2 separate regions of the Mus musculus genome follow, and region 2 is linked to region 1. The links are chromatin loops, found by intact Hi-C in ENCODE. Cell type or tissue: left cerebral cortex. All regions are shown on one strand. Links, peaks and the distances in the headings refer to the core of each region. The heading gives the core; the rest is flanking DNA. Region 1 overlaps Fhl2 (four and a half LIM domains 2). Region 2 has its middle 36 kb from the start of Fhl2.

The links. Hi-C counts contacts between places; a loop is a spot of excess contacts. Peaks named below come from ENCODE experiments on the same cell type or tissue, not always from the same donor. Only the 100,000 strongest peaks of a DNase experiment are listed, where the experiment ranks them.
Region 2: a loop joins it to region 1, with 9 times the contacts of the local background. A loop is called at or near these places in 2 of 42 quality-filtered maps.

What each region holds. Positions count from the first base shown.
Region 1 is chr1:43,134,983-43,141,390 of GRCm38, forward strand. The region is part of intron 3 of Fhl2 (four and a half LIM domains 2); the gene reads right to left. Among named protein-coding and RNA genes, the nearest start is that of Fhl2, 26 kb to the right of the region's middle. In left cerebral cortex, for the core only: CTCF peaks have their summits at 2,659, 3,420 and 4,809 (motif pointing right); DNase peaks (open chromatin) are centred at 2,632, 3,210 and 4,820; H3K27ac peaks cover 2,271 bases.
Region 2 is chr1:43,196,268-43,202,675 of GRCm38, forward strand. It overlaps a transcript of Fhl2 not described here. Among named protein-coding and RNA genes, the nearest start is that of Fhl2, 36 kb to the left of the region's middle. In left cerebral cortex, for the core only: no CTCF peak of the experiment used is centred there; DNase peaks (open chromatin) are centred at 917, 3,171, 3,471 and 3,771; H3K27ac peaks cover 2,083 bases.

The DNA.
Region 1 (6,408 bases), core at 816-5,815:
AATGTGGCTAGTATGGTCCTGTTCCTACCCAAACAGTGAGGAATCAGGAAGATGTGGGTGCAAGATTAGAGCTGGCCAGTCTCCTTGAGCCCTTCTTCCTCTGATACCAGCAAGATAACAGATGACGGGGGCCTAGCATTTAGTTTGTGTGAACTGGCCGGTCTAGGGACAGGATTATGATGAAATTCTGGTTTTCTGTCTTGTCAGTGTGGTGTGTGGGGCCGGGTAAGGAGAAGGACCTGGACTAAGTTCTGTAAACCTGAATCCACTACCAAAGCTCCAAAGAAGCTCTGCCCACTCTTCACCTTGCCCTTTGGTTTTTATGTTTTAATTGGTGTATGATATTTACATGTACCAAATAGGATGCAATACTCTAAGCAAAGATTGTAAAGAGGGAGGTCAAAGCAGGGCCATTTCTATGTACAGGCATGTCTGCAGTGTCAGCCATTCAGAAGGCTTTAGCAAGGGGATCATTTGAGACCAGAGTCTGAGGCAAGCCTGGCAATGCAGAGAGATCCTGTCTCCTAAAAGATGAACAATAAACAACAACAAATCCCCTGGTCTGAATGCTGCTGTGAATATGGTTTTTTAGATTAAATTACTGTTTGCAGCCAGCAGACTTAGAACGAAGCCGATTATACCCCTTGCAACAGAGAGGTCTCATCCAATCTGTGACAATCTTGTGAGCCAAGAACAAAGTTCCCTCACGGGGAGGAATTCTCAAGACCAACTCAGAGAAAGCTTGTAGTCCCGTGAACTCTGGATGAGTCAATGCACATGGCCTCCAGTGTACAAAGGGACATGAGTGTGTTAAGCTCCCATCAGCAATATCACTTCTATATTCAAAGTAACTCCGATTGTCAGGGTTCACTTAACTACGCACTGACAAAGGACAGTCCTGCAGACCATGACCTCCCTGTGAGGTGAGCAGACCAAGGCCCACCTAGCTCCTGGCCACACCTAGGGCATAAAGCAAAGAGCACTTAGGTTCTTGGTCCAGCACCATGGACTATATAGGGATGCCCTGTTGAGGTAGCTCCCAGAACTGCTCTTATATCCTGTTAGAGAGGCTATGTGTGCTTGCAACAGCAAAAGACCTCTGCAACTCTTCTGTCCTCCATTTCCCAGCTATGTCCCAGAACCCAAGTGAAGGAAATGAGTTACGCTGCAGAGTGAGCTTCCTTGTCCATGTGTTCTGCACCCGTGCAGGTGTAATATACTAAGACACAAAAACCCCTCATATGTGGAGCTGACCCAGCTGCTCTCTGCAGACCCAAGTCCTCCCTCTGTACCTTTATCTCCCAGGGCCTGCCTGTCTGCTCACAGGCAGGAAATGTCCTAGCGCTGGTTGACTAGGCATAAAGGATAGGGAAAACTGGAGGAGCTGGGGGCATAGGAATCACACAGAAGAGAGTGGAGCACTTCAGAGGTGAATGAACAAAGCCAAAAAAAGGGAGAACAGAAGCAGCAGTAGGTAGACCCTGGGGCTGGGCTACAGCAGTATGAATGGTTGGCTACAACTCTGGAGCTAACTAAGCTACTATGTAGCTGCGTGGCTGGGCTGCAGCTGTGTAGCTAGGCTGCAGCTGTGTGGCTGGGCTGCAGCTGTGTGGCTGGGCTGCAGCTGTGTGGCTGGGCTGCAGCTGTGTGGCTGGCTGCAGCTGTGTGGCTGGCTGCAGCTGTGTAGCTGGGCTGCAGCTGTGTGACTGGCAGCAGCTGTGTGGCTGGCTGCAGCTGTGTAGCTGGGCTGCAGCTGTGTGGCTGGCTGCAGCTGTGTGGCTGGGCTGCAGCTGTGTGGCTGGGCTGCAGCTGTGTGACTGGCAGCAGCTGTGTGGCTGAGCTGCAGCTGTGTGGCTGGCTGCGGCTATGAGGCTGGCTGCAGCTGTGTGGCTGGCTGCAGCTGTGTGGCTGGCTGCAGCTGTGTGGTTGGGCTGCAGCTGTGCAGCTGGCTGCAGCTGTGTAGCTAGGCTGCAGCTGTGTGGCTGGGCTGCAGTCATGGTAAGGGTCTTAGAGAGATTCTACTCACTAGAAGAACTGCAAATTGACTTCCCAGGGCTGTTGTTTAGAAGACTGCCAAAGAATTAATTTGCTTTCCTTTTGGAGACGGAGTCTTGTGCTGGTTTTGTCTGTTTGTTTGTCTGCTTTAGTCAACTTGATATGAGGTAGAATCACTTGGGGAGACAGAGACTCCATTTCGAAAATGCCATCAGACTGACTTGTAGGCAAGCCTTTTGGTTGATGATCAATATGGGAGGGTCCAGTCTTTGGTGGGCAATGCTCCAATGCCTCCTGCCATACCCCACTTGGGTCCTAAGTTTCTAATTAACGTGGCTTAAAGTTCCAGCATCACCAATCGCCATGCAGCTATGTCTTCGCCACCCCTCCCCAGCTGTGCTTCAGACAGGGTGCTTCTGTTCCCGTCACAGTGTGTCATTTAAAAGTCGTATTAACCAGAAAAATGTTGTAGCAATAAGAATCTATCTTACTGAAGGTCTAATTATCTCCTTTGGAAAAGTATTACTTCTCACCCCATATATCTTCCCCAAATACTTCCCATATGTCAGTCTGTCACCCAGAACTCTGCAGTCCCTCCTCTTTGCCAAAAGCAATGCAAGCCAGAAATAAAACAGAAAGTTAGTCACTCTCCCACAGAAGGATGGGAGCTTGAGTGTGTGGATGGAGCTCAGCAGCAGGGTGTTCACTGGCGTGTAGGAGGCCATGAACATCCACAGCACCACAAGTCAGAATCTGACTTAAAACTGTCTCCTAAGCATCGTGTTCTTCACACATCGATGGGGCCCTGCTACATAGGACGACACAGGGTTATGGTGGCCCTGGATCTTAGAGTTAGTATTCGATCCATTGAAACTACAAACTCAAAAACCCTTGACAACTCTAACTCTCTCTCTCTCTCTCTCTCTCTCTCTCTCTCTCTCTCTCTCTCTCTCGTGTGTGTGTGTACACATGCATGTGCATGTGCACACGTGTGCTCATGTGTTTGTGTGAGAGTGTGTGTGTAGGCCATGCATATGTGTAGAGCCCAGAGGCCAACTTCAGGTTTCATCCCTCAGGAATTGCATCATCTTTTTTCTCTCACTAGGACTTTAGGCTCAATCATCTGTCAAGGTTGGCTGTGATCTTCCAGATTCTGTATCACGCATCTTCATCTGTACACGAAGACACATTCACTGGCAGATGTTATAGTCAGCACTGAAGAGCCCATGTTCCTCACACAGCAGACACTTAGAAACACCCAGGGAGAACGGGTACCCTCTCCACCTCCAGCCCGTTCTTCTTTCAGGACGTAACTGCTTCTGGGACTTGTATTTTTTCTTCCCCTTGGTAAAAATGGTTATTGTATCTGAGTTGGGGCAGAAACAAACAGAAACAAAGGGTGACAGCCTCTTTCCAACAAAATCGCCATGAAGCACTCACGTGGCCCTGCCGCATGGGGGCGCACTACACATCTGTGGAAAGGAATTACTGTGGCTGCGACTGGAGCCTGATATACACTTGATTCCAATGGCCAATCAATGCTCCTCGTTTCTGTGAGCTGTGCCTTTGAGGGTGGTCACAGAACAACGTGGGACTCCCTGTGTGAGGAAGACTGCTAGCCACAGGACCACATGTGGCTAAAGCATCAATGAGTCAGTGCAGAGGGAGAGGAGGGGCATCGGTCAACATCCGCTTTGTCAGATGAGTGTGAACTCTGCAGTCGCACTTCTTTAAAGCCCTTTCTAACCTCCCATTTGTTCTGACAGGGGGATTTCACGGTTTACACACCCCTGTGAGGTGCTGAGAAACGGGCGTTTTCTGACTGAGCCATTTTCCAGCCCTAACTTCTATAGCTTTTACATGTAAAGAAATGATGGTGATGGTGATGGTGATGGTGATGATGATAAGTGATACCTCTAGTTCCTACTACTTGGAAGACTGAAGTGGTGGGATCAATTGAGCTTTCTTACTGCCCCTCCCCCATCTTGTAACTGGCTGGCCTAGAACTCAGAGATCTGCTCTGTCTCCAGCTATAGAGTGCTGAGATTAAAGGTGTGTCCCATCGCACCTGAGACCGAATAGGATTCTTAAAGAAAAATAATCCTTTTAAATGGCGTTATGTTGCTCGCATTTATCAGTGGAGTGAACTGAATTTTGTCTAGACTTCTCTTTAAAGTTTAACATATTTGATAGCTTTACTTAAAAGTTCTTTGATTAACAAACTTCAAATTCTTAAGTAGTTCCAAAACTGAGTTAAAATTATAGGTATTGTGATAATTAAATATTATTAGTGCTAAAATAGCTAATACATTAAGAAATTTCAACTAAACCGCAAGCATGGATCATTCTCTCAACATATACTTTACAACTCAGAATCTCAAGGTTAACTCATGTTTTTAAAATCTCATACACACTTTAGTAGTTACTTAATATTTCTGTGGTCCCGAGGTATGCAAACTACTGATACAGCAATTGTTATTGTGATCTACAAACATGTTACATGACATTTATGGCTGTCCTGGGACATACAAATCCTGTGGGCCACAGAGTGGATACACCTGGTGATTCTAAAGTTTCTTAATATGTCTGCTTCCCCTTGATTCTAAACCTCCCTCTGATTAAAGGATTTCAAAGAGGCTGTCTTGACACTTTAAACTATTTAGTTATCTTGCATAGAAATCTGGTTGTGCCATCCAGGCTGGCCTGGAATGCACTGTCTTCCTGCCTCAGCTTCCCAACTTCCGGGGTTCAGGACTGCATTAACATACAAATTGCCTTGTAAGCTATTTGAGTTCACGGCCTATACCCAGTTTGTCCACTAGAGGGCGCCTGATGACCTTGCTTGGACCACTGTCTGCACAGGCTCCATCAGCCTCCTCCACATGAGTGGTTCAGAGCCCATATTGCCCAAAGTTACATTTCCCCAAACTCCATCTACTCACACTTTCCTCTGTCCTCAATCAGCTTGCTGGACCCCTGCATCTAAGTGATCTGCTTACCGCTGCTTCCAACCTGCCTGGTCCTATTTGCACGCCCATGGCTGGATACTCTCTGTGGGCTTTGTGTACTTATCCGGGAGCTACACAAAGCCATCATGTCAAGCAGTAGGTACATGTGTGAGTATGACACACTGAAAGCTACCTGGCTCTGAACCTACCACCTGTGCTAGTACCGTGTTCTAAATCATACCACCCTCTAAACTGCTAGGCATCAGAATCCTAGGTCAGGTTCTCTGAGATGTTCTAACGTCCATTTTTACATCATGTGTATGATAAGACTTGCTTCTCAAATCCCATATTTACATATGTGTATTTGTGTGCATTTTTTCAGTGATGGTAATCAAACCCACACAGTGGGCATGGAGCTACAGCAGTCCTCCCTATACTTTTATTAACTCACTTGACTGGCCTCTAAGTCACAGAGATCTGCCTGCCTCTATGTCTGGCATACTGAGACTAAAGGTGTACCCCGCCATACCTGGTCTATCACTCACTTTTTTTGTTTTGTTTTGTTTTGGTTTGGTTTTTTGGTTTTTCGAGACAGGGTTTCTCTGTATAGTTCTGGCTGTCCTGGAACTCACTCTGTAGACCAGGCTGGCCTCAAACTCTGCCTCTCAAGTGCTGGGATTAAAGGCATGCACTACCACGCCCCGATATCACTCACTTTTTACAAATAAGAGATTCCTTTGTCCTATATAAAGTCAAGATGAGAGGAGAGACAGGGAGAGACAGAGAAACAGAGAGAGACATAGACAGACAGAGAGACACAGAGAGAGAGAGACAGAGAGAGACAGGGGGGGACTCATCTTCTTCAGGTAAAAAAAGAGACATAGTATCATTGCGTATAGTTCTTAACCCAGTTGTGGTTCTGTCCTTTTTTGATGTCTGTCTATCTAGGACATAACGTCATGAGGTCAGGCAGAGGGTGAAGCTAAGCAACATGCAACTCCTGGCCCATCCTGGCACACCAGAGCACAAATCATAGTTGTTGAAATAACCGAGTGTAAATTCAGCAAGCAGAGCAGATCAAGAAAGCACGTGTACTGGGAGAAGCGAGCGAGGCAGGGGAAGAGACGCATTTCCAGGGAATTGCTGGCATTCCTTTTCTGGCTAGTTCTCTCTAGCCACAAGCTGCTGTATATCTTTGGCCAACCAACCGCAGATCAAGAGTCCCCAAAGAAAATAATTATATCCACTAGAGAACGTATACAGACGTCTGTCATTACACCACACAGCATAACAGTGTTCATACACCACTTGCAGATTATTTTAAATATTTGTGGAAATGTTTTATATAAGAAGGAGGCATTCTGCATAGGGTGCTTGAGAACCTGTGGGTGTTGGTAGCTGAACCCAATTCCTGAGATATCAAAGGCTGACCGAACAGGAATTCCACTTCTCTTAATGATACACC
Region 2 (6,408 bases), core at 634-5,633, 61 kb after region 1:
TTCCGGAAATACTGGGATGGGGAGGGGAGGGGGGCTCAAGTACCTTGCTGTTTGACCCTATCTTGTGTTTATGTTAGAATTTTTCTTCTTCCTTTGCTTTCTCTTTAAAAGCTCTTCTGGCTTTCAGTTCTGTTTCCCACCAAGAGAGGTCAAGGTGAGGAGGCACCCTGGCTCTTCTCAGCATCCAAGTGGCTGTTTGGGGAGCTGGGGTCCTGAGGTCCCAGTGCCTGCCTGGGTCTAAGACACTCCCTTTGTGCTGAGCACAAAGCCATCTGAGCCCAGTTGGCATTTATGTATGGCCTGAATGTGCACTGGAATTGACTGGCATGAAGAAACAAAGAAACAAAGACCAAACAAACAAACAAAGTAAATGAGATCCTTACCTGTGATGTTAGAGGTCAGAGCCCTTCCTTCTGCCCAGCAACCAGACCAGTGGGGATGAGGGCCAGCACTGTGCAGGCAGGCCCTGGGCTTCATTGGGTTGCTTTAATGTTGTGGGACTTTTGTCAGCAGAGTTATAAATAAGGCATGTCCACTGGCCCAGCCCAGTAGATAAGAGTCCAACCCTGGCTCCTGCAAGCCTTTTTTGGTCTCTAAATGCAGAAAGTCATAGGCTCCAGTTGGGAAGGGGCTGCTATGCACGTCCCCATTTGGCCTGCCTGTTTCAAGGACACCCTCCCAGGACCTCACATGTATTCCAGTAATATAAGAGTAACTGCAAGAGGGAGGCTGCTTGGTCCAGAACTTCTCAGTGTATACCCCAGGGCTGTATGCCTCATTGGAGGCTGCAGACAGCTGGCACAAGAGTGGGAGGCACTTCTCTGGGGATACATGAGCACGTCCAAGGGCTCAGAAGGGAGAGCCTGGTGTTTGACGCTCCCTGTTGGAAACAGTTTACTGACCTTCCTTCCCCAGCTTACACGGACAAGGGCATCTGCCTACGTGAGTATTCTAGAAAGCCCAAAAGGATTTGTGGGATATAGCACCAGGCACATGTTTGGCTGTGGACTGGAATTCATTTCCAGAAAGGCATGCCTTCTCTCTTATCCCTACTCATGAGTGACTAGTGATTCTGTGTGGGACTGAAATGGAGGGTTTATTGGAGTCTTTGACAGAGCCATGTGCCAGAAGACTACTCCAGAGCCTCCTTAAGTTTCCAATGTCTGAGTAGATGGTCATGGCATCTCATGCCCCTGCCTCCATCCTATCCCTAGGCTGTGTGTTTGGCACTAGCTACTGAGTTCTCACAGTAGATTGGCTTGGGTCAGTTCATCCCACTGCAGGGGTATGGACAGATAGTAGGCGAGGACAGTTCTGTAGATTCTTTTTCATTAGGAAGTGTGGCCTTGTTGGAGCAGATGTGGACTTGTTGGAGGTGTGTCATTGGGAGTGAGCTTTGTGGTTTCAAAAGCCCACACCAGACCCAGACTCTCCCCTCTCCCCCTCTCTCTCCCCCCTCATCTCTCCCTTTCTCTTTCTCTCTCTCTCATCCTCTCTCCCTCTCCCCCCCTCTCTCCCCCTCTTTCCCATTCTCTCCCTTTCTCCCCCTCTCTCCCTGTCTCTCTCTTCCTCTCTCCCTCTCTCCCTCTCTCCTTCTCTCCCCCTCTCTCCCCCTCTCTCTCCCTCTCTTTCTCTCTCCTCCTCTCTGCCCTTCTCTCTCTCTCTCCCTCTCTCCCCTCTCTCTTTCTCCCTCTTTCTCCTCCTCTCTGCCCTTCTCTCCCTATCTCTTCCCCTCTCTCCCCCTCTCTCTCTTTCTTCCTCTCTCCCTCTCTCTCCCTCTCTCTCTTTCCCTCTCTTTCCTATCCTCCCCCCCCCCCCTTTTGGATCAGGATTAGGATTTAAAGCTCTCAGCGACTGCTCTAGCACCATGCCTGTTTGCTTCCTGCCATGATGCTAACAGACTAATCCTGCTTTCTGCTGTCATGCTCCCCACCATAATGATTATGGAATAAACCTCAGAAACTGTAAGCAAGCTCCCAATTAAATTCTTTCTTCTATATGAGTTACCTTGGTCTTGGGGTCTCTTCATAGCCATAGAACAGTGACAAAGACACCTCTTCCCTTTGCACAGATCATCCCAGCAGAGCTGGTTAATGTTTTATACCCTCAAATGGGAGGAGGGGTAAAGTTTCCTTTCAAGTGTCCAGCTGCTCCCTGCCAACTGGTGACTCTGCTCCTGGCCTGGAAGAGGACTAGAGGGATATAGAGGCTAGGGAAGGTTAGGAGGCAGGGTTTTCCATCTATCCCTGTTGGGAAAAGCTTTCAAGAAGGGCAGGAGTTGTCTTGGATCAGCTCTAAGTAACTTTACCTTCTGCGTCTGTGGATTCAACTGTGGGTTGTGGAAATCTTGGATCCAGATGAAAAATACTACCCACCAAGTTGCATCTCTGGAATCCATTTTTTTATCCCTATGATCTAAGGTATAGAATGGGTTCTCAAAGTGTTTCTGTCAGATGGCTGTCATGAAGAATGGCCTGGGATAATTCTAAACAGTGGTGGCTCAAGCCACCACTGGAGCTGAAGCCTCAACCCCCTAGACTGTCTTTCTGAATGGGGTTGACAAAGTCCTTGGGTTGACCAGCCTTTCCTGCCTCTGGTGTCATTGACTGATCCATGGGCCTCAGAGTTAGTCTCTCAGCTCCTGCCACCCCCTGGCTCTTACTGCTCACTCTACTCTGAAGCAGACTACCAAGATTATAATTCATCTTTCCCAAAGTGTGTTATAGAAATTATAACCACTTTCCTTTCCCCTAAATGCAGCCATAAAACTTAAAAGTACCACACTAATTCTTCCCGGGGTTTTTTCCCCTGGAGGGAAGAAAAACTGTACAGAGGACTCAGCAAGAGCCTGGACATCCAGGCCTGGCTGGATTTCCCCACTCTACTTCCATTTCCCTCACACCTCTGCTTGATCACATTTCTACCTGTCCTTCATAGATCTATATACAAACATTAGTAGCCTCCTAGTTTCCAGTCTACAATCTCCTGTGTCATATGGAACTGGGATCAAATGCATTTATGTGCTTTGCTCTTGCTAATATGTCTGTTGTGTTGGGTATGGTAGACAAGAGAAAGATTAGCTCTCATACAATGCAGGGACTTCCAGTGTGAGATTAGCTTCTAGGGGATGGTGGGGGAGGTTTCTAAAAGAAGGCAGAGAGACTGTAGGATAGAAAAACCAAGCAGGGGGTGGGGAACCAAAAAACAGGTTTCTGGCTTCTCTTGGATGGAACGGGACAAAGGAGAAGGAATTCATAAGAAGGGACCTTCTGAAAGGATCTGTGAATTTTGAGGGCTCAAGTCCAGTGGAGGAGAACTGGGTATCTCCTCACCCTTTTGGAATTCTTAGCTGAGTTCTCCTGTAGTCAGGGACAGATTTGCAAGAGACTAACAAGCAGAGCCCAGTAGCACCCACCATGAGATACTGCAATTAGAAAAAGGTCTGAAGAAGAAACCGGGCTGGATTTGTCTGCTCAGATCCCAGACCCGCAGATATGGAGCAGGATCTCTCTGAAATGAGAATCTTGCTGTCTTCCATCAGACATGATGAATGAGAGAATTTTGTCTTGGCATCTTCAAGACAGAAAAGCAGTGAAAGATAAGATTATTGATGGAGGTTTCCTGATAGGTGTAAATTCCTCTAACAAAAGGATCTCTTTTCCTGAGGTTTGATGCAGCATAGTTTCGTCTCTGTGAACAGCATCCTTGTTTGACATCCTTCAGGCTCAGCACACAGCTGTGGGGGTGGGTGGAAGGTGATGAGCAGGCAGCCTCTCTGACATTCACACCCCACCCACTGGAACAGCCACTGTGGGAGTGAACCGCATCTGAGGCAGCTGGGACCTAGCGTTCTGGGCTGTGATCAGAACCAGGCATGCCAGAGAGAACTGGACATGAATGTGGCACTTGCTCATCTTCTACAACAACATAAAAGACACTTCTAGATTGAGGTTTCCCAAACTCAGAGACCAATGTTAAAGGCAGATAGGTCTAGAGTAAGCAGTGATTCAATGTGCAAAATGCATAGTAAGGATGGACAAGACTGTTACATGGTTATTCAAAGAAATATCATCATCTCTTAGGAAGGAAGGAAGGAAGGAAGGAAGGAAGAAGGAAGGAAGGAAGGAGGAAGGGAGGGAGGAAGGAAGGAAGGGGGGAGGGAGGGAGGAAGGAAGGAAGGAGGAAGGGAGGGAGGAAGAAGGGAGGGAGGAAGGAGGAAGGAAGGAGGAAGGAAGGAGGAAGGAGAAGGAGGACGGAGGAAGGAGGTAGGAGGAAGGAAGGGAGGAAGGAAGGAAGGAAGGAAGGAGGGAAGGAAGGAAGGAAGGAGGAAGGAAGGAGGAAGGAAGGAGGGAGGGAGGGAGGGAGGAAGGAAGGAAGGAAGGAAGGAAGGAAGGAAGGAGGGAGAAAGGGAGGGAGGAGGAAGGGAGGGAGGAAGGAAGGAAGGAAGGAAGGGAGGGAGGGAGGAGGAAGGGAGGGAGGGAGGAGGAAGGAAGGAAGGAAGGAGGAAGGAAGGAAGGAAGGAGGAAGGAGGAAGGAAGGAAGGAAGGGAGGGAGGAAGGAAGGAAGGAAGGAGGAAGGAAGGAAGGAGGAAGGAAGGAGGAAGGAGGAAGGGAGGGAGGGAGAGAGGGAGGAAGGAAGGAAGGAAGGAGGGAGGGAGGGAGGGAGGGAGGGAGGGAGGGAGGAAGGAAGGAAGGAAGGAAGGAAGGAGGAAGGGAGGGAGGAGGAAGGGAGGGAGGAAGGAAGGAAGGAAGAGAGGGAGGGAGGAGGAAGGGAGGGAGGGAGGAGGAAGGAAGGAAGGAAGGAGGAAGGAAGGAAGGAAGGAGGAAGGAGGAAGGAGGAAGGAAGGAAGGAAGGAAGGAAGGAAGGGAGGAAGGGAGGGAGGGAGGGAGGGAGGAAGGAAAGGAAGGAAGGAGGAAGGAAGGAAGGAGGAAGGAGGAAGGAAGGGAGGGAGAAAGGAAGGAAGGAGGAAGGAAGGGAGGGAGGAAGGAAGGAAGGAGGAAGGGAGGGAGGGAGGAAGGAAGGAAGGAGGAAGGGAGGAAGGATCTATCTATGTACCTCAGTTGATTCCCAAGCTCCCAAGCTTTACAAGCCTGGGCCACTGTAGGTTTCAACTGGCTTTGTTTATGTGTTTCATTGCACTATACTTTATTCAACAGAGTAGTAGAACAAATAAATGTCTTGGTGGGATGATCAGAAGAAGTTGTTCTGGAAGTTTCTGTCCTTGTGTAGACACAAAGACAAAACAGTAGAAAAATAGCTGGTTTGTTTAAATCAGATCATTTCAGGTTGCCCTTTAGTATAAGGATGAAGGCAGAGGGAGTCATTACTACGCCCGCCGGTTAAAGCTGGCTGTTTGGAGAGTTTGGCTTTGTCTCTCAAGCATGGTATCTTCTTTGGTCAGATGAGCAGCTTAGTTTTAGCATGGTACTGTATCATGGTATGTGAATGACTATATCTTGATTTTCAGCCTCATTTGTGCAGGAAAAAGCATAGAGAGAGTAGACTGAGGAAGGAAAGTATATCCCACCTACCAGTCTGTGTAGGGATGGACCTCTATGGCAGAGTCTTCTGGAGAATTCCAGCCCCCCTGTCTGTACACTTGGATAGTTTGCCATGAAATCATGAAATCCTCTTCTCAGTCCATCAGCTAACTATCTATAGTGCTTCTCAGACAGGCTGAGCTGATCCATGCTGGACCATGCAGCTTCAGCACTAAACCCATCTGGAGCTGTCAGCACCATTACGGTAGTCATCACTCAGGGCTCTTGCCATGGCCTTCAGCAACCCCCCCCCCCCCCCCCCCGTTTCTCCTCTCACCATAGGTCACACTGACCATTGACTGCCATGGCCAACTTTGAGAGTCTGTCACTGTTGCTCTTTGCTCTGGGGTGGGTAGATAGTGGTTGAGTTCCTTCTGTGACCCTGATACCATAGCTCCCTGAGTCTGCCCAGCTAGTAACTGGGTCCCCTGTCCATTGCCCATCAGGAGTCTGTTCTTCTTGTCAGTTCTCAGGGTCAGTAGATTCACATCTCTCCCCTTCCTTTCCTCTCTTTCCTTGTCTGTTCCTGTGACTGCCCTTCCTCTTCACCATCCCCAAGGGCTGGGTGTGGTGTTAACAATGCTCCTGGCTCCCAGCCTAATGAGTTGGGTGTCTTTTGCTAGGGCTCAGAATACCACAGCAGTTTTGGCTTTGTTTTTTGCTGAGTGTTCTGAGTGAAAGGAGACCTGAATTCCTTAGAATCCAGGTTTCTCTGTCCTTCTGGCTTTCTGTTTCTCACCTCATAATCCTCCCCAAAGTAAGTCACAGAAACCAAAATTTCCCTTCTCTACTGCAGATCATAAGAATCAGACCTCCTCTTCCCCACACGAAGTCATGAAGCATAGGAAGGCCATTATCTTCCGTCTTT